Regions from separate parts of the Mus musculus genome. Here regions 1 and 2 are each linked to region 3. The links are chromatin loops, found by intact Hi-C in ENCODE. Cell type or tissue: left cerebral cortex. All regions are shown on one strand. Each heading gives the region's core, and the rest is flanking DNA. Links, peaks and the distances in the headings are about the cores only.

What was found. A loop is a pair of places that touch in the nucleus more often than their neighbours do. Peaks named below come from ENCODE experiments on the same cell type or tissue, not always from the same donor. Only the 100,000 strongest peaks of a DNase experiment are listed, where the experiment ranks them.
Region 1: it touches region 3 in a loop (6-fold over the local background); 38 of 42 quality-filtered maps call a loop at or near these places.
Region 2: it touches region 3 in a loop (2.9-fold over the local background); 2 of 42 quality-filtered maps call a loop at or near these places.

Annotation. Positions count from the first base shown.
Region 1 is chr14:118,205,084-118,216,027 of GRCm38, reverse strand. It overlaps Gm31981 (a long non-coding RNA gene), which reads left to right and starts at 4,323. Exons shown (of 2, transcript XR_383764.2): 1 at 4,323-4,564; 2 at 4,726-5,607. 4933431J24Rik (a long non-coding RNA gene) reads right to left here and starts at 5,063. Exons shown (of 5, transcript XR_383762.3): 1 at 3,529-5,063; 2 at 2,981-3,075; 3 at 2,367-2,641; 4 at 1,351-1,515; 5 at 308-1,086. In left cerebral cortex, for the core only: CTCF peaks have their summits at 6,221 (motif pointing left) and 8,509 (motif pointing left); a DNase peak (open chromatin) is centred at 6,205.
Region 2 is chr14:118,432,549-118,443,492 of GRCm38, reverse strand. No RefSeq gene overlaps it. Among named protein-coding and RNA genes, the nearest start is that of 1700044C05Rik, 72 kb to the right of the region's middle. In left cerebral cortex, for the core only: a CTCF peak has its summit at 6,531; DNase peaks (open chromatin) are centred at 5,987 and 6,550; H3K4me3 peaks cover 1,162 bases; H3K27ac peaks cover 379 bases.
Region 3 is chr14:118,587,214-118,598,157 of GRCm38, reverse strand. It overlaps Abcc4 (ATP-binding cassette, sub-family C (CFTR/MRP), member 4), which reads left to right. Exons shown (of 31, transcript NM_001033336.3): 16 at 524-664; 17 at 982-1,019; 18 at 1,384-1,478; 19 at 3,250-3,396. It overlaps Mir6391 (microRNA 6391), which reads left to right and starts at 5,686; the gene lies at 5,686-5,789. In left cerebral cortex, for the core only: a CTCF peak has its summit at 6,455 (motif pointing right); DNase peaks (open chromatin) are centred at 6,456 and 8,304.

The DNA.
Region 1 (10,944 bases), core at 3,846-8,845, 380 kb after region 3:
GTATAATTTGGTGATATTAAATTGGAAGAGTAGCGACCATGCCATTAAGATATAGAGGCTCCATTAATACACAGAGGCTTCACTGAGGAAAGCCCTCACCACAGACGCTGACTAGTGTTCCCCTCCTCTTCTCCTGAAATCTAATCAAATAGGAGATAGTCCGTAGCTTTTTAAATTATTTATTTTTTTATGTGTATGGGTATTCTGCCTGCATGTATGTCTGGGAACCATTAGCATGCCCAGTGCCTGCAGACGCAAGAAGAGGTTGTTGGATGCCCTGAAAATGGAGTTACAGATGAATGTGAGCCACCGTGTGGGTGCTGGGAACTGAACCTGAGACTTCTGGAAGAGCAGCCCTTGGCCACTGAGCCGTCCTTTCTGCTCCTGTTTCGTGGATCTCAGACCGTGCGTTTTCTGTTTCGTGTGTGACAAAACTCGAACGGTTTGGAGAGCCTGGGTACTGTGGACTCCCAAGCTTGTTGCTGGGGGGGGGGGGGATTACTAATCACCTTGGCAGAGGTGGTTCATTGGGAACCGTGTGGTTTAAAAGCACATTCCTCCCTTTCAGAGGGAACTTTTGTGAAATGATAATCACTCAACAGGAGAAGGGAGAGCAGGAAAGTCATACATCATGGTCACAGTCCGGCCTCCACCGCTTCCACTCTGACACACAATAAAGGGCAAGATATTAATAAAAGGGAAATTCGGAATTCACTCTCAACTGAGAACAACTGGGAAAAGATTAGTTTTTGACCTTTGTATTTTTTTTTTTCCTGAAGGAAAACTAAGATCAAACTATCAAGTCAGGTTGCTTCCAATGGGCCAGAATTAGATTTCTTTGCACGGTGTCCCCTTTCTTCTATGACTGTCACATTTATTTGTTTTGTGGCAGTGAGAGAGGACACGAGCCATGGTACAGATGAGGAGGTAGAAGGACAGCTTGTGTGGTGGGCCTTCTCTTTCCACGAGGTGCTTCCCTGGAACGGACCTCAGAGCACTGGTTTGGGGGGCACGCCTTTCCTCTCTGAGCCATCTCTTGCTGGCCCATGCAATGTTTCCTTATATAGTCCTTAGGAATGTAGCAAGCTACGGCAAATACAGGTGGAAGGACCTTAGTACTAAAATTGAACTTAATGTGGAATATCTAAAATTTTAGGTACATCAACAATTATTTTTTAACCAACTCAGTAAAAATAAAAATACATATTTCTGTGGATTTCCCTCTTTTTTTTTTCCTGAGCATTTATTTGCTATTAAGGGCTTTAAAACGAGTTCTGAGGTCATGCTGCAGAGGTCTGAGGGAATCTTTTAACTGAGTGGCAGATCGACAGGACAATGCTCAGTATATACCTGTATTAATCAAAAGGCATGCAATCCCAGGCTCGGCAGGATTTGTGGCGTTCACCAGATTGTCGTGGTCCACGTTGAACACCAGAGCTTTCCCCATAACCCTACAGAGGGTGAAAGAGGAGGTGCTCTCCGCCAAGCTGATCCTGCCTGGGTTGTTGGAACTTCCTGGTGATATAATAAAAAAACTGTCCGTTTTGTACAAAGCACGATTCATAGTAGGATTCTTGGTGACCGGTGTCAACTTAAGACACGGAACTGGGGAGTGAGAATCTTTGCTCCCCTGACACATGTGAGGAGTGGTTGGGGTGGGAAATCTCAGCAAACTCCGCCCAGCCCCTGCCCACCCCTAACTAGAGATGGTTCAGGCTGCTGACTGTGTCTCCTGAGTCAGTCTAGGGACTGTGCCTCTGGATGAGGGCAGGGCAGACTGGACAGGAAGTAAACCTTAAAGTGCCCGCAGGCACATGGCAGTCAGGAAAGGTGATCAATACTCCTCCAGCTATGGATCCCGCTCTCCAGACCTCCACACTAAAAAAATGCCATGGACTTCCTAAATTCACAGTGGAACCCCGTATTCAAAATCTCTAGATGGGGGCTGAAGAGATGGTTCAGAGGTAAAGAGAGTCAGCAACTCTGGCAGAGGACCGGAGTTCAGCTCCTGGTCTCCACAGGGCAGCTTCTAACAGTGTTTAACTCCAGTTTCGGGGCATATGACCATTTCTTCTGGCCTTGGCTGATTCCTATACATCTATGACACACATAAACGCATGCAGGCACACACACACACACACACACACACACACACACAGGTACATAATAATAAATTAATTTTAGAAATGAAATATCTAGAAGTTCCAAACACCTCCTGGGAGCCTCATAAGAAGACCAAGCACTGTGCAGAGGTATATGGGGACACTTTCTCTCTTGATGTGGAGCTAAACCTTTTCCAGTATTTATTTTCAACGTTTAAGAAGAGTTCTTTCCCCACTCTGACTTTTGGTCAGAAGCTCACTCACCTGGCTTGTGTGGGCGCTTGGATTCTTAGCAAAGCTCAAATAGTGACCTGTGAGTCACACGGGACAGCCTTCAGCAGCTGGGTGAGTCCACAGCTATTTCATCAGGTACCACAGCCACAGTCTGATGATCAGTGTGGTACCTTTTAAAGCAAGGTGCCAGTTGGCATCTGGGTTGGTGGGATTCCAAGTGGCCACATGCCATCAGTACTGGGAACGCACTAAAGGATGGTCATGCATCTTCTAGTGGGTTCCTTTTGCTAGAAGAATGCACTTCCCTGATTAAAAGAAAAAAATAACTGGAAGACTCTCTTCCGGCTAATTTGCATAAGAGAATTAGGTAGGGACCGAGGAGGAGGAGGAGGCTATGAGGGCTCTTGTACCTAGAGTCCTGCAGCAGTGACCGAGTTGGTCACAGCTTCTGCCACTTTGGACATGGAAACGACTCTGTAATTGAACAATATTATGTGCCGCGAGGCCAAGGTCCCCAAAAGGAAGAAATTTAAACATTTGGGAATACTTTCTGGGAAATTTGCCTTTAAAAATGTCAATTTGAAGTATTTGGGTGATTTATCAAAAAGTCATTTTCTGGAAGTTTAAAATATTCAACAAATGACCTGGATTCCTCTTGCCTTGCTGTTGATATGTAGAAACACGTCCCAAAATACACACATTCTGTCATAGCTGCTTAGTCACTGGATTGCAGTTCTTCCTGAGGAGAGAAATCAGGTTGACTTATGGAGAGGTCGCTCCAGTGGCAACCTACGTGGTTATCCTGGCTGCCCCCTAAGGCCTTAGTCCTAGATCTTCATGTAGCTGCCCACTGCGCATGCTCATGCCCGTAGTCACTCAAGTCCAGCTACACCGCTCCCATTCACCTTTCGCCCCCATGGCTGATCTCCCTCTTCCTTCTGTCAGGCACATCCATGAGTCACCAAGACTGTCCTGGCATCCCGTCCTGCTATCTCTCTCTCTCCACCCTTCCTTTCTATTCCCACTGCCCCTGGACCCCTGCTGCTTCAAGCCTGGGTAATTATAATAGCATCCTAACTAATCGCTTACTTGTTTCTCCCCCTCCAATTCACTGCTGCCACGGTAATCTCCCTAAAACACCACTTAATCATGCCAAACCCTTAATTAAAAATCTTCATTATCTCTTCATTACCACTAGGATGAAGTCCAAGCGCCTTAGTTTCCTTCCACATTCTGGCCTGAATCCACATTCCCAGCTTAAGGCCCACTATTTCCCAGTTTCCACAGACTCCACTAAGGCCGCTCCGATCACACCCTTCATCCACCTGGAACGGTTCCGTCGGGTCTGGTGAGACTCTGTTTGTCCTCTGAGATCCCTGTCAGGCCCTCTTGCCTTTTCTGTGACGTCATCGCTGGGTAACTGTGTCCTCGGAGAGTCTTTATCACGGCCTGGCATGATTCATTGGTTTGTTTGTGAGGTCTTTGTGTTTTCTCTCTTTGCAGACTGTATCATCTTAAAGCGAGAGACTTTTCTAGATCCCTCTGCACACACACCCGCTAGTTATAGACACACCACACCGCCCTGTCATTCCTAATAAATGATAATTAGGAGGCAGGTGGGTTTCTGAGTTCGAGGCCAGCCTGGTCTACAAAGTGAGTTCCAGGTCAGCCAGGGCTACACAGAGAAACCCTGTCTCGAAAAAAACAAACAAAAACAAAACAAAACAAACAAACAAATGATAATTAGCATATGATTTCGATAAAAGGAGTGTGATGACTGCCACAGCTTCTCCACAGCGATCCCTTTTATTTTCAGTGCCTACATGGGCGACTGAAGTGACTTGCCATGTGCAAGGGAATTTATGAAGTGTGAGTAGATGGTCACTTAAATCTGGCCAGTTTCAAAGACATGCGATTAAAGAAATGCTGGAAACGGTTGGTCCTTCGTAGGGAGGGCTGTTCCACTTTCTTCCTCTGGGCACCGCAGAGCACTGTGGGACTGGGCAATGACGTCACTAACAGTTGGAGCATGGCAGAAGGCTAAAGCAGGGAGAGTGGGCTATCCCTCAGTAATCCCTGATCCCTGAATGGGTTATCCCTCTGTGATCCTGTGAGTCTTCACAGGCATGGCATTTTGCTGCCTGTGTGCTAAGCTGACCCGCACAGGAGCTGGGCACAGTATGCCCGCAGGAGCAGGGCTCAGTATACCATGCATGGGGAAACAGCAGGTAGGATGGCTCTTCAGATTCTCATTAGAACACAAGAACCATGTGCTGAGACCTCAGTAGCTTAGAAACAAGCAGTGTATGTACTACCTCATCTTGGCTAGTAGGTGTTCCTTTCTTCTCAGGGCCTTCTCATATTTCACTAATGTCCCTGCACCATGCAGGACACTGCAGGAGCTGGCATGCATCCTCACGCCCAAGGAGCCTTGAGAACGAGCTCTCCACGGTATGCACCATGATGATGGGAGCCGTTGGAGTCTGGAATACATCGTTTTTGCCTCCCCCCACTTTCTGGGGAAGAATCAAGAAAAAGGAAACAGAAAACATTAGGTGATGGAAGATGTTGTGTTCAAGCCTCCTTTCTTCTCCCACTTTCATTCTAAGAACTTCTGAGAACAGGAAACTGGGCTGTGTACTTTCTCGTGCTCTGTGGAAGCCGGACATACAAACCCTTTGCTGTATATTCCCCATGATCCTGGGTGCCTACTGGATGCTTCTCCATGGGACTGGTGTTGCGACCAGACCTGCTTTACCCAAAGAATGAATGGATGCCGTCCAACTTGCTTATCCCATCTTTCCCAGAGAGTCTTAACTAGTAAGGGAACATTTCAGTAAATGAGACCTGAGACCACAGTTTGTACAAGAGACCAACAGATTTTGATTTTCAGAGATCGAAATAATTTCAAGTAGATGAAGCCATACCCACGTGAATTTTGTTCCCCAACTTAAAGTGATTCGCAGATTTAAAAATCACGAATTGTGTTTGGTTGAAAGACATCATCTGAATGAGGAACGTGGGAAATATGAGGTACCCTTTCACACAGATGACAAGAAACAAAGGTCTGCCATGTGCAAAGGCACCTGGCTTGACTGGAGTGGTTTTTGTGAGGACCACAAGAGACTGAAGTTTACTTCCCCATCAAGCTTGAACACCGATTTTTGTCTAGCCATCTAACCAAGTACACATAGGGGTAACATCAGGTGAATCAAGACATGTTTTGATATAAGACATAGCTAATAAAAATTAGCAGTATCTATCTCCTCTATCTTGGTTGCACTCTCTTCCTTCTTATTGCCTTGGAATTCTCGACTTGTTGACTGGGTATCCAGAGTATCCAGAGGGAAATACCTGGGTTATCTGGCACTCACTACATGGGGCGGGAAGAGTCCGAATGGATGAATCACTTTGGACTCTTTATAACACAGAGTCCATTTCTACACCCAGAAAGGTAATACCACCAGAAGATGTTTAAAGCATTTTATTAGGGAGTGGACTTCGGGATCTTCAAAGGAAAGGTGAAGACATCTTCCAAATTATTCACAAGTGACAGGCACCTTCCTTGTATAAAAATCCAGTGTTCTCAGACTTTGTCCTACAGTTCAGAGACACAGTTGACAGTTTTCTCCTCGCCTGGACCTGAATTTTACATAATTCATCTTGCAGATAAATAAGAGAAAAAGAACATTTTCTCTTTACTTACAAGGCTGCATTACGACACAGAGCAGACACATAGTTAGAAGAATCATTCTTTATCGAGAAGAAAATCCTGAAGTCCATTTCTCTATGATACTGGGGGTCTCCATGGTAACCACTTAAGGCTTGGTGATCTGCAGATGGCCAGGCTACTCAGGCTGAGACCTCTAGGCACACAAGCGCCACCTAGTGAGAAAATCGTCTTCGAAACTTTTCAAGGACCCAAATTTATTCATTTCCTATGGAAAAATAATTAACTTTACACAGACATGCCTATAATTTTAAATATTTTAGCATAGAATCCTAATTTTGAAATCAAAAGACTAGAGCTAGTGAGATGGTCCAACAACTAGGAAACTCAAAGATCTGACCAACGCTTTGTGTTAGTTACAATTTGGTTTAGATTCTTTGCACTCATGCATACTTCCAAAAGTGCTGACGTGTTATGTTTCAAATATAAAGAAAATCTTGAAAACTTTGAAAGAAAATAGAAGAGGCATGGAAGAAGGATTGGGAATGGAGTGGAAAGAAACAAAAAAAGAGACCTTTTGTTATATGCCAGCCAGTGTTTGTTTTGAACTACATGAATGCATTGCTAATAAAATAAATTAAATTTAAAAAAGAGATGTCAGCACATATTCATGTTGCAAGCATCCATTGAATTTAGCAGAAATAGTAGCGCAGTCACATTAAATTTATTTGCTAATCTGCAAAGAAAAACAATGCTTCCTCTCCATAAAATTAAAATTCCTTTTCTCCAAGCTCTCCCTCCGTCCCCCTCTCCTCCCCCTGACTTCCCTCTCCCCTCCTCCCTCTACCTCCCCACCTCCCCCCTCTCCTACCTTTTCCTCTCCTGGTCCCTCATATTTATGATGCATTTCTTACATTAGACCTGGGTAGACAACTCAAGTTCTGATTTTTTTTCCCAAAACCACTTAAATCAATGGTTCTGGACTTCCCTGGACATGCTATAGCAAGGAATTCACCTAATTTTATCCTTTGGCATGCTTACTAACACAGTAAACGCATGTCGCAAGCTACAAAGCAAACCTCAAAGTATAGGCCTTTCAAGTTGCCTCCATTGCTAAACGCCTTCCACTTCTACAGCTTGGATTCAAATTTGCGGGATCCTGGATGAAAGGTGGCTGCTGTTACGACAAAGATGTGAACCCAGAGACTTGGGGCTACATGACATTCCTTCCCGGGACTCTAAGCTGGTGTCTAGGACTGAAAGAGCGCTGTACCACCTTCCAGTACACTGTAGAACACTGTAGAAGATACAGTAATTTGCTGTGAGGTTACTCTTTAATAAAAAAGTCAGCCTGATTGGCTAGAAAACTATTATATACTCAAGAGGGGTTTTTTTGTTTGTTTGTTTTGTTTGTTTTGTTTTGTTTTGTTTTGTTTTGTTTTTTTGAGGTGGAGCTTATATTTTTAGTTACAAAATTTCCCAAGCTTTTACTAAACAAGTGGATACAAAGTTTCCAAACTGCTTTGGAAGTTTGAACCAATGCTGCAGTGACTGAAAGCCACCCTGTCTTTGCCTTTGCCTTTGCCTTCGTACTTACTGAGATTTGCATTGGGTGATTATCTGGAAAAAGACAGAACTCCAGAGTATAGGTTGAGATGCCGCATCTAAGCACAGACTGTGGCCTGAACCTAATCTAACCTCATCAGCCCGGTTAGCGTAGTTAATGCTGAATGCTGTGCAAAAATTCTTTTTCGTGCACACATGTGTACACAATATGTGTGTGTGTGTGTGTGTGTGTGTGTGTGTGTGTGTGTGTGAAAAACTATAGGAGATGGATGGGAAATAACCAACAAACAACTGCTACATATTAATTTCCTTTTTTTCTCTTTTCCTTTATTTATTTATTTATTTATTTTTTTGAGATGGGACCCTTCTAGCCCTCTAGACAAGGCTGACCTCAAACTCACAGACATCCATCTGCCTCTGCCTCTGGATTCTGGGAGTAAAGGCAAGAACCACTACACTCAGCTATTTATACTTATTCTTATTCCTTTAAAGCACTACATTCAAGAAAGACTGACAGCTAGAAACAGTGGACATGCCGATTTTAGAGGCTCTGTGTGTGTGTGTGTGTGTGTGTGTGTGTGTGTGTGTGTGTGTGTGTGTGTGTGTAATTGGTTGGGGATGATCTGTAGCCTTAATTAAATGCTACCAAATAATGTGTTCCAATCTTGAGGCAATTAAAATAAACTAAGGTGAAGGATTATTATTTACCTGGCTTTTGGTTTCGGTTTCATTTTAAAAACAAACAAACAAAAAACAAGCCAATACAACGACACAAACTATGTATAAGGCAGGAGAGATGGCTCAGGAGCTAAAGACACTTGCTGAGCTAGCAGAGGACCATGGTCAGTTCCCAACACCTATGTTGCCACTAACAATCATGTGTAGCTCCAATTCCAGGGGATCCAGCTCCCTCTTCTGGTCTCTGATGGTACTGCATACATATGGGGCATATGCACACTCAAAAATAAGTAAATAAATAAGTGCTTAAAGAGAAAAGCCATATATAAATATAACTACTGAAAAATGCCCTATGTATAACTTTAGTCATATAGCTACAAAGCTGAAAAGAAGTGATCCAAACGTTTTCCAGCAAAATAAACTAATAATAATCTCTCCTCTAATGGGTTGACTGGCCGCCATTTACATCTGGCCCGGCCCCGACTTAACTGCTCTGATACAGTTCTTGAAGCAAAGGTTGAGATGCAACACTTGGTAATGGGCTGCAGCACTAGTAGAAATCCCTCAGGCAGGACAGCCAGAATTTCATGCTACAGTCTCAGTGAGAAGACATTCTCCTGCTAGAGCCATTAGCGGTCTGAAAAGCCTCCGGTGGTTTCTCCGTGTATGTTCTGAATGTATTTTCTCTGAAGAGATCTAGTCAGAATTCTACTGTTGAGTAGAAACATCACTCCAAGGGTCAGATGCACTGTGTCAGACCAGGCTACCGTTAATAAAGAATTCTCTGAACACCTTTGTAAACAGAACTGTGTGCTGCACCATCTAGAGATACAATGAGACTCCCAGAAGGTTCTGTGGAAACACCACCTGCTCAATGCATCTTTTCCTGTATCTCTATGGGTTCATTAAATATCCAATCAAATATGTTAATTAGAATAAACCCTGGAATTTATCTACATAAGACTTCCCCTGTTTCAGTCACATACTCATACATCCAGTCAATGGTCAAGCACATACTGAATATCTAGTAAGTGTCAGAGGCTCGAAAGCATAGTAGCAAACAGAGGGACCATGATGCTTGGATTTATGGGGAAAGCAGACTTGCATCAAATAAATACAGGGACAGAGATGTGTATGCATACCCATCCGTGTGAATGAGAAGACCCAAACAATGGTGTGCTCTGAAGACCAATAGAATAATGGGTCTTCGGGGTGTTTGCTTTGAGTGAGTGAGATTTAAACTACTGAGGTGCCCTGATATGAATAAAATAGGGATACATTAATAGTAAGTGTCTTTTAGTAAAAGTTCATAAATTTTTACATATTTCTACTAAAGTTTTGTAATTTTAAAATTCTTTGAGAGTTATAATTAACTCGGCATCTTGTGTTTCATCCTGTAATCCCAGATGGACATCTGAACCCAAGCGTCTGAGTTGGCCATGGGCCAGCCACCGTGGAGGGGCTTGAGTGCCATGGGCCAGCCACCGTGGAGGGGGTTGAGTGCCATGGGCCAGCCACCGTGGAGGGGGTTGAGTGCCATGGGCCAGCCACCGTGGAGGGGGTTGAGTGCCATGGGTCAGCCACCGTGGAGGGGGTTGAGTGCCATGGGCCAGCCACCGTGGAGGGGGTTGACTGGCTGGCACGAAGTGATGGCTGAGCAGGCTGAAGGGCTGGGGACCAGACACTGCAAGGCTTTCCACTGCCTCGAGTTCGTATCTCTGACTTTGCATAAAGCAAAGCTCTGTAGCACGTTGGTTAGAGGCTAAGTTCAATCTAATGTAACCTTTGTTAACATAAAAACCTAAGAAGCATTGTCAGGGAGGGTACGAATGGAGAACTCCTGGGAGATGAGATGATTCTCCAGAAAAGAAAAGTTTAAATAAGGGTTTAAAGGAATGTACGGATAAACACACCCACATGTCACACACATATGTCACATACACATGCCACACATGTCGTATACATATCTCATATGCATACATCACACACATATCTCACACACATGTCACATACACATATACAGACATATGTCACATATCTCACACCCACATGTCATATGCATATGTCACACGCATGTCAAACACAAATCTCATGCACACAAATCTCACACATATCTCACGCACATATGTCACATACACATTGCCACACACATCTCACACATGTCATACACATATGTCACATATCTCACACACATGTCATATGCATATGTCATACACATGCCAAACACTTATCTCATGTACACGCATATCTCACACACATATGCTATACACGTGATACACATATGTCACACACATATCTTACATACATCTCACACACATATCATACATACATAGTTTTACATATTTACTCTCTGATTTCCACCTAGCGATTCCATTTTCAGTTTCAGACTGCCATTGAATGTGTTGGAGCTGAAAATATTGCCACACACTGAACATTTATTTGCATCCCAAAACTGCTATGCTGAAGCCTAAATCCTCAGTGACTCTGTATATGATGGGCATGGAATTAGGCCATGAGGGTCCTAACTGCCCAAATGGGATTAGTGACTTTAGAAGAAGAAGCTGGAAAAAAAAAAGATGACTTTTCTTCACACCCTAAGTGAGGACACACCAGAATATAGACATCTTCACACCAGAAATAGCCCTCACCAGGAGCTATGGGGTCTCCACCTGGATATAGGACTTCAGGCTTTCA
Region 2 (10,944 bases), core at 3,589-8,588, 150 kb after region 3:
TTTGGTGTGTAGTTGCTCCACCAAGATTTTTTTTTTCTGTGTCTAGTCCTCATGCTCATGACACTGTGGGAACATACCGTTGTCTCTGCCATCACAGGCTCCTTGGAAACACTGTGATGTCAAGATACACTTAATCGATGACCATGAGCAACCATTTGGCTTCCTGCCTCCTTTATTCACTTCTAAAACGGGACTATCAATAAGGATTCCTCAGAGCTGTGGCATAGGTCGTTCCCAAGCGTAATTGAGAGGAAGAGAGGCAGAGCCCTTGTAGGAACCTCCTTTCAGGGAAAGGCAAGTCTGACTTAAGCCTTTAAACAGAGAAAACTCCATGTGTTAGTCACACATGATTCTGGGTGAGTCATGGCTGGGACATGGCTCATTTGGTCCCCAGAAAACTTCATCCAGAAAGGAAATAAAATCATTTAGACTTCAGCCTCCTCATCACCTGGGATAACGCAGAGACCACACGAAGCCCCAGCAAACTCACAGTAGCGTGAAAAGCACAAGTTTCTAAAATAAAAAATAGTTGCTTTCAAACCATGCTGGGATACGTTTGCAAACTTGCAGACTTGGAAAGAGAAGACGTGTTGTGCCATCCTGAGGTTTGGGGAGTAAGAATCGACAATCCCCATCTATGCTACCTTGCCTTGGGCTTGACCCTGTGACAGGATGTAGTGTTTCTGGGACAGCCAGCCTGCCCACTGTGCTACACTGGCGCCACAGTTATCAACGGTTTCTTTGCTACTGTCTATTGGAAAAGAAGAGGGGTTTAAATGGAGACCTGCTGCTTTATAAGGGCAGATGGTAGAGCTGTCTTAATATTGGTGGTCTAGAAATACATAGCTCCTATTGCCTGCACCCAGCTATTAGGGTTACATTGCACATCCTAAAGGAACAGGCCAGGATTTCTGAAGGAGGAGGCCGAGGAGCTTGGAACAGCACGTGAGCTGCTGTGCTTAGACGGGCTGCAAGCAGCCAGAAGACACAGGCAAGTATGCACTAGACGGTCCATCCTCGTGTGCCAGGATTTGAAGCAAACATGGGAGGGCACGTTTCCTCTGTGGGACACGCTTCCACGTGGAAGCATGGCTTCTGGTCGCCACCCGAGACAGACACTCAAAGTGTTTGAGGAGCTGTGATAGAAGAGGGGAAAGCCAGAGATCTTCCTGCTCAGGGAAGGACACAGAGAGAAGATTCCCTGTGAACTGAAAACTAAATAAACATGCGTGCTGTGGCAGCCAACAGTGGAGAACCAGGCTGTGAGAAGGGAGACTGGCAGGTTTAGAGATATAGCTCAGCATATTCAGTAGGAAAGAAGGGAAGAAGTATAGGTTAGCACCTGGGATGGAGGCGAAGATACCACACATGCGCCCTGACTCAGTAGTGTTCAGAAGGAACGAAGGTGGAACATCCGTCCAATATCCCTTACATCGATGGAGACAGACCAGATGAATCCATAAGAAAAGGAGAAAGAATCTCTCTCGGTCACTGACAAAAAAAGTAATGAAAACCCAAGGCCCAACATCAGAGTTGTGTGCCCAGCACAACGCAGGCTCCAGATATTCTGTTCCTGAGCTTAAGGCGCTAGACAGCTAGGGGCTTTTGTGCATGAATTTGAAATATCCCAGAGGCTGTGCCTTCTTCCATCTAGCCATGGATAAAAGACAGCCACAAGAGTGCAGTCGTGGAGAATGAGAGCCAAATGCTTCTCTCCTAGTTCATAAAGAGGGGGGGGGGGGTATAGGAAGCCGTGAATACGAACCTCGACGGCTCAGTGTGGTGTGATACCTTCCACAGGTGTCCTTGCAAATGGAGCTGGTTCATGTCAGAGGAAGGTGAGTCTGGCTGGAGCCTTATGGTGGAGTTTTTAAGGAACTCTCTGAAATGCAGGGCTATCTATCAAAACTGAAGTTTCCTCGAAATTCAAGTTTCTAGGAGGTGAAGTCTTTCCAACCTGGTAGGCATATCAAGGTAACCTGCATGAAAGATATAGGTTGTAGAACCCACTTTATAAACCGAGGGTTTCTGTGCAAACCTACTGCTGGCAAAACAAAAATCTTAGCTTCCGCAGGCTGGTAAGAAGGAATGCCAAACTGTGGCTGTCAAGCTTAATGGAAGTGGCCTAAGCCAACCGCCTTCGCAGGGCACAGAGCTGATACTAGATTCTCTTGGACAAACCAACTGAAAATGTCTACAGTTGATTCCTTTCATTGGTGATCCCAGGGTCCCCAAGCAAGGGAAAAGGATTGTGGGAATACGCTCTCAGCAGCTCAATGGTTAAACACGGTTGTGATGTAATGGCTTGTCCCATCAATCAGTGCCTAGCTGGGAAGTTCCTGCAGCAGCCATTGGCCGCCACTTCCAAAGTTCCGTTCATGGTTTCCTGGAGGTTAGTAATTAAATGGCTAAGGCCTTTTGTGTTCTAAGGTTGACATCCAGGCTGAAGATTTTTTGGGACCTTGTTATGAACAGATTAGCTTATAACATTTTTGTGGAGTTATGTGAAAGGTGTTATTTGTGGAAATGGTTCAGATGTTGTTCTCATATTAATCGAGTTCTTTTTGGAGAAATGCTTAACTAGAAGAAACCCAATATTTGACATGGTAGAATAACACACACAAGCCAGGATCCGAGAATTCAACTTGAGAATTGAAATTCTTCCTAGAGACTAGAGACATGGGACAGAAACCACATCATTAATGACATCTATAAATAAAGAAATTCTTATTTTCAGACAATTTCTGTAAAGTTAATTCAAGCGAGAAAACAAAAGGAGAATGGTTAACCATTTCACCAGCAATAATGAAGCTACAGCTGTGCCTTGATGTAAGAACTGGCATTAAAAAAAATGACCCATTAACAGGCATTGCTTACCCATATTTTTAACACAGACAGCTTCAGAGATGAGCTTCATGGAGTCTCATGCTAGAAAGACTTGGGAAAGTCGACTTAGATTCAAAATTGGCTTCAACTCAGTAGCAATGTGCGTCAAGTAAGAAGTTTAGCAGTGCTGAACCTCAGGTTTCTCATTTGTAGGGATACCCTAACACCTGCCATAAAGTGTCATTTCACGCACTAAAAGGACTATTTCTAATACCCGTTGCTATTTCGAGCACCAGGGGCAGTTTCCTCTCTTCTAGTGAAAAGTCGTCAACTCTAAACAGCTTTGGGGGACTAAATTTGAATGGGCAAAACTCCAGTCTAAATGTTTTTGATCCTCCATTGGCCAACGGGATGAGTCAGCCCTAAAAGAACACCTGACCCTAGCACCTGGTGACACTCGAGTTATGCTGTGTATGCTGCTCTAGCAACAGTGACCAATGGCAGGTGCTTATTTGACAAACACGGTGTAAGCACCACTTCGGAAGGTTTGGGATCCCACAGGGCTTGGTTAGTGCCTGGAGCTGGTAGGTGTTTATTGAACATTTGCTGAAGAAATGAAGGAATAAGGGAGCCCCAACACACCGGGGTGGCATGTCTCTTCCTCGGCTCTTCATTCGGGTGAGCTTACCCCTTTCTCTGTGAGGATTCTGTTCTTACGTTGGCCTGCATGCCTGTCTCCAATAACCCTGCAGAAGGTGAATAGTCTGCTCTGATTTAGACGAACAACAGCATCCCTCATCTTATTTTCAGCGTGAGTTCCAGTGCAGAGCAGTTGCTTTCTCGGCAAGCTATTGGTTCTGAGGTCTGCTGGGTGAGATTCCCTCTGCAGAGAGAGCTGCTCACATGGACACTATGCCTTCTTTTCTGGTCAACTCAGTGAGCACCTAGGCTTGCTTTTGATTGAGGAATGCTTCACTGGTAGAATCCAATGAAAACAGACTGGTCAGGTTAACCCTAACAGTTTCAGTGGCAGTGATAGCTCTCTCGCTCTCTCTCTCTCTCTCTCCCACTTCCTATTTGTGCTGTTAGATTTTAATATCAGGGAAACTTGATATTTGTGTGTTCTATGGCCTCACGTGTGGCTGTCTCACAACTTTGTTTGAGAGACAGAGAGGAAAATATCCACAAATAAATAAAGCAACAGGGGGGAAAAGCCAAGAGTAGCAACTTTTTGATTGCTTGTTTTAGTATTTTTAACAAACTCCTAACAATTCCTTCCCCACAACACCGAACCTGAAAGAAAAAATGGTTCACAACCTAAAACAGACCTTAAAAGCACACATGCAAGTGGTGACTGCAAGAGGCATGCTCACCTTCTTTGATGCTAAGCGTTGGTCTTCAGGATCACAAGGCTGCACCATGATTAGGGACCTTAGGGGGAAGAGGGATGGGCAGATATGGCACTCTGGTCCTTCCCCACAGCCCACCAGGCTCTGACACTGTCTTAGAGGAGTTCTGCCCTTACTAAATACCCCATTTGCATTACTTTTCTCAGGTCTGCACTTACAAATGTATGATTTTGCATGCATTTTCAAACTGAGAACATTAAAAGGGGCTCAGCTTCTGGATACTGAGTTCTTCTTGGTGAGAGAGTGACTTTTAAAGTCAAGAGCTAAAAAAAATAAATTGGCTCGGGGAATTTTAAAGCAAAGCTCAGAACAAGCTGTGCTGTCTTCCTCTTGTTTCCCATTAGAGGACTGTATATAATTCGATATTTTAAGAATTGGAAAATGTGCTGCCTAGTGGACCACACTGAGATGGTACCCTTTGAAAAACTGGGGAGTAAAGCAAACAAAAGAACTTGTAAAAAAAAAAAAGTAGACACGCATGGCACATGGGCATGAATGTATGGTCAAAGTATGTTTTACATAAAAGCACACCAGATTTCCTAGCGTTCTGACCTAGCCAATTAAAGGTTACCATTTCACATATGGTTAAAGGTTAGAGTCCCAGGTACTGGGTTGAGGGTTATACTTTGGGCAATACCCAGTAGTCCATAAAGCTTAGGATCTGGTCTTTAAGCTGTGATTCACAGGGAAGTTTAAACAAGTTCCTATACCCATTAGGAGGTCAGCGTGCACTGAAATGTGTGAAGCTCTCATTGCTTCCATCAAGATTTTTTAAACAACCTGAACCTTAACAGGCTCTGCTTGCCTAGCACAGGGTCTAGTATTCAACACCTAGTAAATGATATTAAAAGAATAAAATAAGTCGTTGCCAGTGCTGATTTAAGAAACTACAATAACAACAACTAAACCAAACCTAGAGCTCTTCTATTTTTGAGCAAATGGAATGAATCCACAGAGCAAAAGTAAGGTTTTGATTTGGGGACCACAGCCATCCGGGAGGTTAAGATGGATTGTCCTTAAGGTTGTAAAGTAATAACGACTAATGGCAAGGTTGTCCTCGCTGCGTGAAAAAACCACCAGCTCAAATTCAGAACAAACTGGACCGGGATAAAATTATAGCCTCCATGTCTGGCAGCACAACTGACTCTGGTACCTTCCTCCCTAAACTCTTCCAGGGACCTGGCTTTGTGTAGAGTCGTAAGTTACCAAGAGTTTGAGCAAAAGGCCATCTTTAAGAGAGCTGGAAAGGACCACCCCCCCTGCTTTGGGCTCACGTGGTTCTCTTTAACGCCCCCCTTTACCCTCCTCCGCCCCCGTCCGAAACGTGGAATGCAGAGATGGAAATTTCTAGGTGGGGTCCGGTGAAGATCTAGGGCCCCTGAATGCGGGCGGAACAGTGTCCTGAGTTGAAGGCTGCCTGTCAGCAGACAGCCAGAGCCAGCACGCACAGGCTTAAAGCAGGACTCCAGCGGGTTTGCAGAGCAGCCAGCCCTCCAGAGAGAGGCTGGAGCGGCGAGTTGGTGCGGAGTTGGTGCAGAAAAGGGGTGGTCTAAGGGTACCCACCGTGGAAATTCACTCAGCCCCCTCCTAAAGGGCTAAAAAAATCACTGCGAGCTGCGCGCACCAGGAACCTCCCTGCCCCATCCTCATTCTCGGAACTGCAAAGCCTAGCGCCAGGAGTTTCCGCCCGCCCAGTGTCCCCAGTACCCTGAGGGACGACAAGGCTCTTTAAGGAAGCATTGGATTCTACTGGTCGCGGGCTCCTAGCTGCAATCTGTTCCCGTCAAGATCCCCTCCATTCCTATCCGCACTTATGCTCCTGCCTGTCCCCTGGTGAAGGGCTCCCTGGTGCTGAGCTAAAGACCGCGGTGGCGGAGAGTGGGGTGTGGGGTGGCCCGATGGTGCAGAAGGATGGGGATGCAGGAGGACCTGGGCCTCTCTGGCCTGCAGTCTCCCATACGCGGTGCGGCATGGCAGCGGGAAAATAGAGAAGAAAGCTAGAGGGACAAGCAGCGGCGACCCCCCACCCCCCGCCGAGGCCAAGCGGGAAGGACGCCAGTACTGGCAGGGCTGTGGACGGTGCTGAACTCCAGTGCCTCTCTCTGCGGCCGCTGCAGGGCCGGAGTCTTGCCCTGTCGGGAGGATTCACGGGCTCGACCTCGGGAAGCCGGTTGCTAACAGTGTGCAGGGAGCTGCGGATGATTGCGTCTGGCCGCCGGGGCGCCCCAGACTCGGCCGCGCATCCCTGCAGACACCTCGCAGCTGCTGCCACCCGCGGCGCCCTGGCGCTGCAGCTGCGGGGTGAGAGACAAGCCGAGCAAGCGTCCCACCCCCTGCTCCCCGGAGCCCTCGGATCTGGGACCAGCAGGCAAGAGACCTGTTGAAAACTCCGAAGGCCGACTTCAAAGACAATCAAATCGCCCGAGCAAAACCCTCTCTGCGATCTGGTATTTTCAAGTGTCATAAACGCTGTGTGGCGGTTAAGATTGCTGCTCCCTTAAATGGGCCAATAATTTGCAGCGCTATCTCCCACAAATTCCCCCATCCTGGAATCTCAATGTGAAGCAATTCAAATAAGTAAAACCATTTTACTGCTGTTGGAAAATTCGCATGCATTTATTCAGTTTAAAATTTGATATAGGGCATTTTTTTTGTATTCCCATTTATCGTTTGCCAAGAAATAATTAAGAGCAGGAGCTCGAAGATTAGTTTTAAATAAAAAATCTTCTCGAATATAAATGTCAGGTCATAAAAATTCCTTTTAAATCATAACAGCATATAAATCTTTGAAATTAACCATGTAATTACAATGTCTATCAACTTTTACCTGGAGCTTTGAGCCTCTCTTTTTAATCTTCCATTCTTTTTTTAATGAATAGCTATTTTGAAATTAAAAAGTACTGTTCATTACACATGCCCCACTATAATAGGGTTTTTATCATATTTGCGCTATGTAAAAATACTTGCTACTTTGTAATTATTCACACGCCGATCCTTTCCTATATTGAGTGGAAAATAAAAAATGAAATAGAAGTCAAAGGTGCTTGCGAGCTGAATGATTTACACAATTCATTAAGGACGGTGATTTTTCAGTTAGCATCAGATTAAATGGTTACTTACTCTCAAATAGCCCTTGGGGAGTTGAATTGCTGGGTAGCAAACAGATTAAAGTTTGCATTGAAAGAAAAATTGAATTCAGAGGTAATCAATAGCATAATAGGGGCAGTGAGTGGTGCCTGCTGCCTGAAATGAAATTACCATATTTTTAATCTTAATTTTCCACTCTGTTTATCTGACAGTGTGGATGTGCAATCCAAACAGATAATGAGAGAGTGGGATATTGACACCGCTGTCCTCTGGAGTGCTTGTCTTCCGTGATTAAATGCTGTGATCTGTGATTACTTTGTGCAGGGATGTCAGGGCTGCTGGCCAGAACCGAGGGAGGGGCCTTCACCCGGCAGCTGGAGCGTCTGACTCTCCCAGGTCCTAACGTCTGAAATTCATTTTCCACCAGTAATATTGAAAAAAATAACGCTTACCTATTTATGTATCTATTCCAGCTGCACAAATTGCAATAATTGATACCATTATTATTGTGGTCCTGACTTAAAAAAACATTTTAATTAGATCAATATGTAACTTCTGTATTAATGAAGCAACAAACTTGCTTCTAATCTGAAGATATGTTACAGAAGGCAGCACACTGGGAACTTAGATGGGAAGGTACATTGTCATTGAAGAAGCAGTAGAGAGAAAACCACAGGCATTGTTAAGGAAATGCGACCTAATGGCTGCAATTGTATAGCAAGCCATGATAATTTCTTAATGCAGATTGTTGTTGTTTTGTTTTTTTGATATTAGGAGAAAACGGTTTTGTATATTTAATCAAATTAATTTGTTTAGCCAGATGAAAATATTTAATTACAACATTTTGGGGTTATAGAAACCTGGTGGTCCACAAATTTGATGTCTTTTCCATGTCTACTGCTTTATGGTGGTTCAGGTAGTTCTCAAAGATACCCTACAATCAAAGGCATTGTTCTCTTTTGCAATGGAGAAACCAAGAATGTTTCACCTCAGACAACATATTAGGGCACAGCATTTGAATTTGAATTTGTGCAATCCTGTGGGAATAAGTTTACAATAGATGATGGCTGTCTGCTAGCTACACCAACAACCTGCAATGCACAGCCTACACACTGGGCGAAGCCTGCATGTGTTTGGAGAATTTGGTGATTACGTACAGTTCATTCATCCTCCCTTGTTATATATGTGAAGCTGAACCGAAAGAAATAAAGGGGAAGGGAGAGGGGAGCTGGCAGCCGCTGATGACAGATTATTATCTGACCATGTTGGACAGTCACAGCAAAGAGAAGGTGCCATCCATTGTCCAGTTGTCCTGGACTTTGATAGACATATTGTCTTGAGATCCTAACCCACATGGCATTTTTCTCAGTTATTTCTGATACACACAACTCTCTGAGAGGGGAAACGGAGCCATAGGCTAAGAACTTCGGAATGGAAAGTGTTTTCCAAGGTGGATGAGCTCCACAGATGGGCGCGTAGCTCAAGCCTATTCAGTCCATGATTGACAGCATTCCTTACAACCTCCCTCCAGCTCCTCCACAGGGCCAACTGATTGAAGCAGTACAATGTTAATAAATTAATATCTTAACCCCTGAGTTGCCATTCTACTTGTAGCACATACTAACTGGGTAATAAAACGGGGAGAGGAGGCAAATATAGTTACAAACATGGAACTGACAAATATTGCTTAGCTGCATATTATCAACATAGACTAGAGAAATCCCCATATTCTAGATAAGCTTACAAAGATAAAGACACATCTTCTTTACCAGCCTGTTTCTCATCTGCCCTGTGAGGGACTTACTTTGTAAATTGCTTTCCCTTAATAGAAGGCCCCACCCACCAAATAAGGGCAAAGAAGTTCTGAAGGATCTTCACAACAATACTGGAATAAGCTCCACATTTTTGCTCAGTCTTTCAAATGCACAAGTTTGTGTGCGTTCACACACACACACACACACACACACACACACACACACACACACACACACAGCAGGTATAGCAGGAAGATTAACAGAGTTTGGACTGATTCTTTCACATGGAGTTCTTGAACCATCTTGACAATTTATTCACTACTCAGAAACATCCATGGGCTTGAGCACAGAGGGCACCAAGAGCTGTGTGCACTACAGCAAGCTCACCTCGTGTTTCTGATAAGCTTACATTGTGTTCTCTAAATTTTTAATCGATACTCAAACACACCGAGTCTTACAGCTAGGGAATGTGGCTGATAAATGCCCATTGACATGGAAAGAAGTAACAGGGCTATTCGAACTTTACCCCGAGTTCCTGCCTTCTTCTGTAATTCAGCTGAAACCCAGGTTTTCTAAGGACACAAAAGCTTTCTGCTACCCTCTACCTGCAGTCGCCACTTGAAGTTTATTGAGCTTCGGAGCACACAAAGAGAGAGAGAAAATCCAAACTGATCTCTTTCCTTTCACTTTTCAAATCCTGACATGGTCCATCACCCTTTAAAAATGGTGAGCTGGCCTTCCCTAAAACAGGAGAAAAGAAGCAAACCTAAGGGAAAACAATGGAAGACGACGGGGTGATCTAATCTTTAAACAAGAAGACCTGCTTCTGAAGGCTTAAGACGGGTAAGCCTCACATTGATGTCACCTTCTCCTGAAAAATGTGAACCCTCAGGAGGTGAGAAAGGAAATATTAATACCCTTCCATTCATTGTCCTCCGAGTCTCCCTAAATAGATGAGATTCAAGAGATGGCTGCAGGTCACAAAAGTGGAAGTATTCATGGAAAATCAGTGAGTGCTCCTGATTGACATCTTGTATCATTAACAATTGACATCTTGTATCATTAACACTTGACATCTTGTATCCTTAACACTTGACATTTTGTATCCTTCACAAGCCAAGCTTTGGGAGAACCTAACGATTCCAAACGTCCTTACCAGGAACAAACAGCGCTCACTTCCTGCATGTGGCCCAAACTTCCCTCGCAAGCCAGTCTTGACAAAGTCAGCAAATATTCCTATCATAGATTCTGAAAACAGGGCTTGCTCAGAAACACTGACAGGTTGAGTAACTTCTCCCATCCTTGGTGCTGAGGATGGAGAGACATTTCTTAAAGAAATGGGTTTCTTTGGGTTTCATTGGGTTTCGCATGGTAGTATCGAGTACTTTCATAAACTTCCCCCATGTTTGAGGGTGTTAAGTTTCTATTGCTATGATAAGCACCAAAACCAAAATAAACTTGGGGAAGAAAGGAATTCTTTCCACTTACCATTGCAGTTCATTATGAACAGAAATCCGGGCAGGAACTTGGGCCAGGAACATAGAGGCAAATATTGAAGCAGATTCCATGGAAAAAGATTGCTTAATGGCTTGCTCCTCCTGGCTAATTCAGTCTTCTTTCTTATCCACCACAGGACCACCTGCACAGGGATGGTGCCACCCACAATGGCCTGGACCCTTCCACATCAATCATCAAGAAAATGTCCATAGACTTGCCTACAGACCACTCTGTTGGCAGTATTTCTCAGTCAGGGTTACCTCCTCTTAGACGACTCTGGTTTGTGTAAAAGTGACAAAAAACAAAACGAAACAAAAGCCAACCAACCAACAAACAACCTAACCAACACAGGAGGCCAGGACATTTTGTTT
Region 3 (10,944 bases), core at 3,436-8,435:
GGGTACTTCTGTATATTTCACGGCCTCCCTAGATTACTTATAATTTGCAATACAACATAAATACTGTATCGACACTTGATACATGGAATTACTGGGGAATAGAGGCCAAGAAAAGTGTCCATGCATGTTCGGTACAGACAACTATTTCCCCCTCCGAATCCTTTTCAGTTTGTGAGAGCAGAACCCATACATGCTGTGTCTGACTACACTTGCAGCTGTCTTCGCTGCCCACATCCCCAGTCTCCACACCTTGGATGATCCCGGCATAAATGGATGTGTTATCCTCCCTCTCTTGTAGATGTTTCCACTCGGCTGCTCCGCTTGGCTAGCAGTTTGAGCCATTCGGTCATTCTTGGTGTCTTCGGTGTTGCCTTTGAGCTTACAGCCTTTTGTGGGTTAAGTGTGCGCCCTACCGCCGATCTGTTCTCCCACGCTGGCCTGCTTTCCTGCTGCATTGCCTGCAGTCACCATTCGGAGGCTTTTGTGCTTCCCTTTCGCTTACAGCCCCTCTTACCTTCCGCAGGCAGAGAACACGCAGGCAGTGCAACCCGAGGAGAGCCGTTCGGAAGGGAGAATCGGCTTCAAGGCCTACAAGAATTACTTCTCGGCGGGCGCATCCTGGTTCTTCATCATTTTCCTTGTGCTGCTTAACATGGTGGGCCAGGTACATCATGACACCTGTGCCCTCTCAGGATATTCACACATGGGTTTACAGTGGGGTGTGCTGTGTGGCAGGGAGCAGCCAGAGTGTTGCTAACCGCAGTCGAGAATTGTATAGAAGAAAAAAAGTGGGGTTACCTTGTAAGAGCTTAGAGGTAACACCTTGTCTGGGAAGTTGGCCTTGGCACAGCCTGAGCCAGCTGACCATCCTAATGAACGCTCTGGGACCCTCCTCTCCGTCCCACGTCTTCAGCCATTTTGAGTTTCGAGTTTGGAAGTCACGCAAGTCTTGCCAACGCTGTGTCTCGCTTCCCTCCGCAGGTTTTCTATGTTCTTCAGGACTGGTGGCTTTCCCACTGGTAAGTTCTTCTGGTCAGAATTAAAGGCTCTACGATCTATAGGTAGTAGCTTCATTTTCCCATAGGTTTTAGGAAGAGGTGGGATCTGTTAGGCCTTCTATTCTAACCTTCGTCCCTTGAAGAGGAAAAGTGACGGCTTGCTGGTGGGGTGTGACCCACACCACTCTTTATCCATATCTGGTCACCACCTGCACCTTGAGAACTGAACGTCAGGGGTCAAAGTTTGAAGGGCAGCCGCAGAAAGCGTTGTGTGAGCTGAGAATTGCTTTCTGGCACAAGGCCTTTCTCCTAAGCTTAGGTTCCTTTTGTTTTTACCTAAATCCATACCTTAGTAATTTTTTTCCCTCCCATGTTCCACCCATAGGGCGAACAAGCAAGGTGCACTGAACAACACCAGAAATGCGAATGGAAATATAACGGAGACCCTAGACCTCAGCTGGTACTTAGGAATTTACGCAGGTAACGTTTAGCCATTTGATCTGTTATCTGAGGGCCTGAGGTGCTTACGATGGGCCTGTGTGAGTAACCAGAGCTCCTAGGAGTAATTCAGTAATGTCTTAGCAGATTAGGAGACTCCGTCGCATTTACTCTGTGAATTAATTAGAATAATTTTTTTTTTTAAATCTACCCGGAGAAAGAGGTTGAATGAAGACTCTTAATTTGCTCTGTACTGGATTTTGAAAGTTAAACTAGGATTGAGCGTTCAGAAAACCAACCACTGGAAATATGTGACTATTGTCTATTCTAATAGGTCGCTTTAGCTAAATCTTATATCATTATATGAATGGGCAGGGGGATTAGAAACGGATCCCCACCCTGTGGCTTGGATTGTTCCAATTCTGACTGAATAAGCCCAGGCCTTTATTGAACTTGGATGGAATCCTCTGGCAGCAAGGCCCCCCAAATAAAATCATTATCCCCTCACAGGTATGCAAAGCTCCCTACAGCACACTGCTCATCTCTCGGGCTTCACTAATTACCGAAGAGGGAAGCTAAGCAGGGAGAGGCCCAGTGTGCAGGAATTAAAACTCCTTCTCTTTCCTACCTTGAGACCAACAATGTTATCACGTCTCCGACTGTGTGATTCATTTAACATTTGGTTTGCCCGACTAATATTAACACCCCACTCTGTTTTCACAAGAGTGCTTGGAAAAAGTATAGAGTTAGTTTTCAAAAGAAAATCCTCATCTAAAATTTCAAGTGTTCCCACGGGAGACAGGCTTTCCTTGGCTTGCACGAATTACCGCTGTTAGAAGCCATTCACCCAGGTTTAGAACTTACTTTGTTGACGTCTCCCTAAGAAACCTAAATCCACTGACTGGTTACCGTCCCTACCGGCAGACTGTGCGAACCCTAAAGGGAAATAGATCCATTATCTATTCAAGTAGCCTGGGCGGCCAAGGAAAACGCAGCTGTATGGAGTTTTAGAATTAAGTAGCTCCAGGGGTTAATGCTGCTTCATTAGAAGGCAACATGTTTACCACATCAGCTCTTCCCGGTCTTTGTAGCAGTGTGAGCTACAAGCTAATGGAAACTAGGGAAGCAGAGTTAGGGGGTAGCTCAGGATAGAATGCTTGCCTCCTGTGTGTAGCATGACACAGCACACCATGCCTCTCCACTTCCTATCCGTGCAGAATGGTTCAAGAATGCCTTAATGCAACACAGAGTTTGAACACTGCTCATTTAAACTGTGATATGTTTCCATGAGACATGCATTGAGTGACTAGTTTACTATTTAGTTATCTTATGTTAAAACATGATTTGTATGTTCTCACAATTCAACCGTTTCAAAGTTTTCCTGTGTGTAAGCCAATGTGATATTTTCAAATTCTTTAAAGCCACTCAGGGGGTTTACTACAAGGAGGGTTTACCGGTCTGACCCTCTTCCCGGGGAGCACCACATGATGGTATCAGAACCCACCACAGTGCTAGATTGGGGGACTTGTAAATACCAGCTGGGATATGCAGGCAGAAATCTTTCCTCTGAGTGCTTAGTAGGACATGCAATTTGTTTTTAAAGCCTGTAGTTTATACTTTATCTGCACATAGGTATTTTCTATTCAGTAAGAAAAAAAACCACTTAGTTTTTGTCAGTGTGTCTCATAAATGTGCATCGTCTTTATGTAGAACCTAGATGTTTATGGGGAAGATCAGAGATATTTTTATAAACTGTCGGGTTGTAGAAGGAAGTGTGTCATTTCCTCAGGATCCTGGCTTTCCTTTATTTCAGGTCTAACTGCGGTCACCGTCCTTTTTGGCATAGCGAGATCCCTACTGGTGTTCTATATCCTTGTGAACGCTTCCCAGACTTTGCACAACAGGATGTTTGAGTCCATACTGAAGGCTCCCGTGTTGTTCTTCGACAGAAATCCAATCGGTAAGTCAGCCGCCGAGCTCCCCAGTAAATGTGTCTTGTTAAGGCGTGTACTCACGCAACGAGGGTCTGATGGCATTCTGGTCTTTGAGAAAGGAGGAAGTCCCTCTGCGTGTCTGCCCATTCTCTACAGTAAGCTTCCCCAATACTTCTCTCCTCCAATAGCAAATCTACATATCAGCTGCATGGACTTATCTCGGTGTGTGTGTGTGGGGGGGGGCACAGCACACGGGCACTCAGTTTGCACAGTGAGTTGTGAATCCAGTTGTCACTCGGCTCCCAGAGCCCCCCACATAACTTGCGGACAGAGTGTAGTCGCACAGTTTCTAAGACACCTACTGCATGTACACAACATTGGCCTGTACCCCCTTTTAAAGAGTCTCACTAGAAGGACCGCCCTCTGAGCCGGAAATGAGGGGCTGTGTGCTTGCTTCTTGTCTTGGGGGCGACCATTCCTTTCGTGAACTGTGCGGACTTCGACCTGACTGATAATGAAGATAAGTCTAAAACCCCCAAAGTGTGATCACCCCTTAGTAAATTTTATTTTATCTTGTTTATTTTGATATAACATAAATATATTCGTTATTTGGTATTTTTAGGTAGTATCTTGCTACTGTAGCCCTGGGCAGACTGGAAGTCACTATGTAGCCCAGGCTGACCCTGAACTGATGAAGCCCTGGGCAGACTGGAAGTCACTATGTAGCCCAGGCTGACCCTGAACTGATGAAGCCCTGGGCAGCCTGGAAGTCACTATGTAGCCCAGGCTGACCCTGAACTGATGACAACTCTCTTGTCTTTTCCTCACAAGTACTGAGACGCTGGCATGCACCACAACATTCGTTTTAACACTGTCTTAAAAATGAACAGCAACCCCCACTTTCCTTCTCCATAACCTTAAACTCTGTGGCTTATAAGTACGCGTTTGTTGCGTGACATCATGCCTTTGCATGAACGGATAGCGGCCCCCATGATGGTCCTCTGACCCATTTGCTTCTGCAGGAAGCTCCTTGGTCCAAGTTCCTAGAAAGCGTTAGTCATCCTCACAGACCGTGGTCACCTGGGGGTCAGAGGTGGGGCTCGGGCAGCTTTGTTTATGCAGGTGGAAATCAATGGGACCTGTCACGGAGGACTGTGGTAACACAGCCGCCATTAAGGAGCTGCTGGATCAAGAGCAGAGCATTTGCATAGTGTCAGGTGAGCAATTTTTGAAGTAGGATGTGTTGGTGGGAAGTACAGACCCTGGTGCCTGTGGCTGTCTTGGCTCCCTGTGAGAATCACTGGTTAAGGCTGTGGCAGTGCTCATAGGCCGGGTACTCAATGTCCCCGCACCTTGGCATTCACATACGTGAAATGGGGACACTGTCTGTATCTATCATATTTAAAACTAAGACTTAAGCAGGTGAGAGATTTTCAGTGCTCCAAGTGGCTTCAGCCCCACTGTCGGTTCCCAGCGACTGAGAACAGTGACTGGAAGTTCACCGGAAGTGCAGTGTTCTTGCCCGTAGGGTGGAATTCCGACCTTTCCTGTTTTACGTGATTGTTGTGAACCACAGTTGTCACACGCGGTCGGGCTGGGGCTGTGGTCAGAAGTTAGCTGGAGGATTTGCTGCTGTGATCGATGTCGCTGCTCGGCTTAGACCTGAGAGTTATACTTCCACCCGGAACGCTCAGCAGGCAGTGCTCTTCTGTTGTGACTCTGCTCCCGGTCCTACTAACCAGGTGCTTCATGTTCGAGAATCGTAAGCTTTTCCTTGTACCAATTTTCTTATTTATTGAGGGGTTTAGGGCCCAGTCTAAATCCTGGGTAACTAATTTTATGTCAAGTCAGAAGGATTCATTTGGCTTCTCTGTCCTGAGTCTATGAGCAGGATTTTTTTCCTTCAATGAAAACAGAGCCCTAATGAACCCCAAACATAGTCCTTACATGACAGAAATGTAAACACGAATTGTTTACCTCTTTTAGTGGAGTATTTAAAATAAAATACATTTTAAAACTTTTTAAGACTTACGTTTTCATATGAGCAAAATTCTGCACATTTTAAAATGGTGAAGAGACACAGCCTATGGATTATGCTATCTATAGTCTATCTATACCATTAATTATTTATGTACTGCAGCGGTTTATGTAACAAGAATGGGTACAGAAGCATCCTGTTGTGTCATGCCGTCTCGGCTACGCAGCGTGTTGGCTGAGCAATGTAAAGACACAAGCAACGTGTCTTTAGAAGGTGTTGCTTCACAGACAGCTCCCAGGAGCCCCTGAGGTCAGCTGCAGTGCCTCGTCATCTCTGCATCTGGGCATCCTCCCAGAGTCTAGATAATGTGAGGGAACTAGGAAGATGCTTGCCAGCATCCAGTGTCCAGCAAGTGAGGCACGGGAGGACAATGTTACAGAAACGTGAGGTGAGGCCTCATAGCTTTGCCCCTGCAGAGCCCCTCACCACCTCTGATTCTCAGAGACCATGTGCCGTAATTTAGACGTGTCTTGGTCTTACAGTCATGGGACTTGCCATGCTCCCTACTCAGTACTGCTATCTCGTGGCCCATGTCCTCCAGACCCTCCGCTCTGGTGCTGATCAGTGGGTGACCTTTGCCCTTGTCCAGAGACCCAGGTTTTCCTTGGACGCTGCTCAAAACACTGGCTACCGAGCCTTCACCCCAAGTTCACTGAGTGGTACTTAACGGAGAGAGTGAGTGGGGTCAGACCTGAAGATACAGGTTTCTTCTTTTGGCCCGAGATTGCCAAAAGCCAGGTCTCCCCTTTTCCTCTTGATTTCTTTCCTCTTCCTTCTTCTCAGCGCTCCCCACCCCTCTCCTTTGAGGTGACTTAGAGGTGGCTCTTACATCCATTACAGGGCCTCATATCTCAGCTGCAGCCCTGATCTTCCACACCAACATTTACCTTCCATGTGTAGCACTGCAGTTCAAGAAGATGTTTATAAACAAACTCTGGTCAAGGGTGTTAACGCAAGTAGCAACACCCAGCAGGTTTGCTTTGCCAGGGAGCCTGGACCCGGGAACCTGGAGCCTGGAGCCGGGAACTTCTGACACTGAGCACCAGGGGGCAGCGTGAGCTGCAGAATTGCAGGCGCAGAGCCCAGAGCGCTCACCCAGCGAGACCTGGGATTGCTGTTACAGCCTTCTTGGGAAATTCCCCCTTCCTAGTTTCTGCCTTTGTACCTTGTCAGACTCCACAGAAAATGTTAAAAAGCATTTTCTTTTTTGGCCATTTATTGTGACAGAAACATTAGTCAAACCACCGGCAGCCCTCCTCCCAGCCCCTCCGGGGTGCACAGCCTAATTCAGAAGAGTTTTTTTATTTGTGAAGTCACCTACGAGCCCAGTTTCCCTAAGGTGCATTAAAGAAATCCTTACCTGCTTCTTGGGAACACCTACCATTTCAGAGGACACTCCGATTCCCCACTCAACACTAGACGCAGGAGTAGGCGGAAAGGGTCCTCTCGGCTGGATGTATTTGATTCCTATAGGGTCAGTTCTGACTTAGTGCTGTTTTCCTCTCAAAATATGAGGGTTCGGGGGTGGGGAGGGGAGTGGAGGGGGAGAGAGGTGGGAGAGGAGACGATCACTGAATTTGAGGTTGGTTTCCACGATGTCCGAAGCCACAGTCCTTTTTTTCCATCCAGGCACGCAACATCCCCTTTTGCTTTTGGAAACGGGAGAGTGGCTGGTAGTGGTCCCGTCTTCTGCTGCCCAGTTTTGGTCAGGCGCATGGCTGACAGCATCAACTTCAGGTTCACAGAAATCTACTCATTTGTCAGTCTGCGTGGGAGAAAGAGAGTTGCTGGCGCCGGCTGACGGGCTTGTCTGTTTTCTCTGGGAGACACAGCGTTAATCTTGGGGTGGTGGTCAGTGTGTTTATTCACATGGCCGATTTTTCTGCCATGTGCGTGAGCACTGGTGTGTGCAGCATCACATGATGTTAAACAAAAGTATCAATTCCGAGTCACCATTTTTGGTTGAGTATGTGAGAAATAAAATGCTGGAAAAGAGGGGAAAGAAGTACACTGACTTGTGTTATTTAAACATATATTTATATTATATATGTTTAATGTGAATTATATTAAATTGAGAATGTCACCAATAGTCCTAGACTTTAAGAGAGACTTTCTCTTACCCATCCTAATAAAAAAACTCTAGAGATTGCATAGTGATTAAGATTCTCAGCTCGACTGAGTGGGAAATTGGGCTTGTCGATGACATCACAAACATAAACTATTCTGAATTAGGCTCTGCATCCGGGAGGGGCTGGGAGGAGGGCTGTCAGGGAGGAGGGCTGTCAGTGGTCTTAATATTTTCCTGGCTCTCCAGCCCAGAAAGAGAGCGTTCAGAATCTGGGGTAAGTTGCTAAAGAACTCCTGAGGAAGTGAGAAGAGAGTTGAAGCCACATGGGAGTGTACCATCAGAAAGGCTGTCTTGCTGCAGCATTGATGAAACCGATTGTCAACACACCTTGTCTTTGCCAGAAAAGCAAGAGAAGAAAGTCCTCAATAGAGAAGAAATCTAATTGCAGGATACCCGTGTGTTTATTCAGTCCCAGTGACCACTGGAGTTAGTGCTAAATGCATATTTTAACAAGTATAATACAGCACTGTCAAAATTACCTTGACAATAATAGGCCTGTTAAATTATAGCTCTATACATGTGGAGGTAAAATGGCTCTGCTTAGCACACATTAATCTATGCCTGTTCACACAAGTGCTTCTGCTGAGCAGGTAGCATGTTTAAACAAGAAATACTGGTCTTAAAACCTCTGATTTATGGTAGGTGTTTTGACACAGCATCATTCAGGCGATTTACAAGGCACGGCTTCGTGTTAAAATATCTCACCGGAGTCATCATTTGGCACCGACATAAATATTCAGCGGTGGTGCTGGAAACGGGTGAGATGCCCGTTTGTGCCAGATCATCCCCTGTGTTTCCTTTCAAGTGAGATCTGCCGTGGATACAGCTACAAGAGATGACAGTTTCCCTTCCTTGAGAGCGGATGAGCTGTAAGAAGTTGAAAATAAGAATAACGGCGTCTTGACAGCTGCCGTGGACTCATCCTGCCCACGTTGGCTTTAATTCTGGCATAAGGCCCATGGGTTAAAAAAAAAAAAAGAAAAAAGAAAAAAGAAACCAAACAACCCCTTTCCTTGCTTTATGCACATTGTAAAGAATATATTTACATGTACATGAGTTAAGTAAAGAGACCTTTTCTGTTCAAAGGAAGAACTTAGTCATCGGCAGAAAAGCTTTGTTGCAAAACAAAAACACACATTCCCTGTCTCCTTTTTTCCTTGTTAATAATAACAAACGTGAGCGAGTACAGAAGGGTTACATAAAAGATCGCGTTAATCATCGTGATCCTCAATAGCCACGTAAATATTATGTTTTCTGGTTTGAATTGAAATAGCTAATGGTTTGAAGTAGGTGTGGCAATTAATTCCTGTCAAGTTGTCACGTATTAAAAATAATGTTTTTTTTCCACATAACAATGGTTATATGTACTTAAACTCTTATGGGGGGGTGATATTAAGTGATATTTTATGGGCGTTGCCCATTTACTGCTAATAGCATAATAAAAGCCTTTGTTATAAGTTTAAATAGTTACATAGTTACATACATCTGATTGCGGTTGTTATTTAATCAGTGATCTCTCTAACTGACATGATTATAGTACTTTTCTACAGCTGGTACACATTACACTGTTTTAGTGTACGGTTTTAAACCTGCTAAAATGTTCCTATTGCTCTTTATTTGTGGATTTTCTCCATGATAAATTGGGCATGGAAATACTAGCAGGTGAGTATCACACACACACACACACACACACACACACACACACACACACACACACAGAGAGAGAGACAGAGACAGAGACAGAGAGAGAGAGAGAACGAGCTAGCTTTGTGTTCACAGTTGTCAAATAGAACATTTAGAACATAAGATTTGGGGAGCTGCTAACTTGTTCAAAATGATGATCATGTTGTATTACAGAAAGTTAAAAGGATGACATTTTGCTTAATTATTTCAAATTATTTTCCACTAAGGCATATATTAAATATTACATGCATATTTATATTTCATCCTTGTCCACTCTATCATAAATGTTACTCATTTTGCAATGAACAAAACTCGGGGGAAAAATCTCAATATTGGCATCATTGAGCCTGTGACATTTTATCTCACATAAAGTATATATATATTTTTTTGGTCTTCTATCCAGTTTATCATAGTTCTTGTTAGAATGATAGTTATTCTTTATAGTATTTAGTATGTGAGTTAATGCTAGCCTTGTGAATGTCTTCTGTGAAGGCGGATAGTTCTATGCCTACGATGTTAAGTGTGTCATCTACTGTGAGCCATCCAGTGATTTGGGATCTGTGCTGTTTGAGTTTCCAGCTCATTTAGAGCTCGGCATGTGTGCATTCCTTGGCCATTGCCTTCTGGGATTGAAGGTGCAAGGTCCTACAGTGTTGTATTTTGAAAGATTTCTCCCCAATGCTAGTTCTAGAGCCAGAAGTGCTTCGAGCAAAAATTATATTGAGGAATGTTCATAATGTAAGTTCCGCTTTTGTGCAACATTTCCAGAGAAAATGGGTTGGAGTTCTGTACCAAGTTCATCATGAATAAATATTGAAGCTAGGGGTAGTCTGGCTGGAATAAAGCATAGTATGGGGTATTGTGTGGAAGTCAGTAAGGACTAGAATTCTGTTTGCTTGCTTTTTTTTTATAGTTAAAAATCCATGTCTTGTGTTAGCTTTGTGCTTCCTGCTGTCTTCAAACGTACCTGTTATTTCATCACCACATTTCCCTGACTCAAGATCGGGCACTTTGTACTTGATGAGTAAACGCATATTGGTTTGATAGAGCAGGCGAAAGCTTTGTAGGTGCAGTCTCATCTCCCCAAACTACGCCCAGGGAGAACAATGGAGATTGATGGTCATTAGGATATGACCGCAGCCTTTTGTTTTATAGTTAGCGCATGTATGGAATCAAGCTCTGCTTTCCTGAGAGCAGCTGACAAGAGATCACAGATAGATCACTCTAGACCGAGTCCACAGAGTGGGAGGGCCCGGATGGAAAAGCCAACACTGGTTCCTCAGAAGCTGTGATTCATAATCTATGATTCTGGCCCCTAGATGTTTACCAACTGAGGAGAGGAAAGGTCAAACACCCAATAAAGTTCGTGAAAGGGGACTTTTAGCCTTCCCATAACTTGGGGTTTGGGTTGCTTTCATAGTTGTGTTTTATAAACTGTGTGGCCCAACGAAACAGGTGAAAACGCATCTGTTTTAAGACTTGGGCCGAGTAGAGGGTGGGAGGTTAAGGCAGACTGAGGTTCTCTGCTCTTATCTGGAGGGGCCACAGACCAGTGATTGATTGCTTCAGTCCCCCGGCCTCGGCCTCCAACAAGTAAGCAGAGGAGTTTCTTTTCTCCTCAGGCATCTGTTGGTTATCTTCTATGGACCTCTATTAAATCTCATCTTCACAAGCATAAGCCTAAATAGCCCTAGACAACAAATTATTTTTTAAAAAACATAAAAA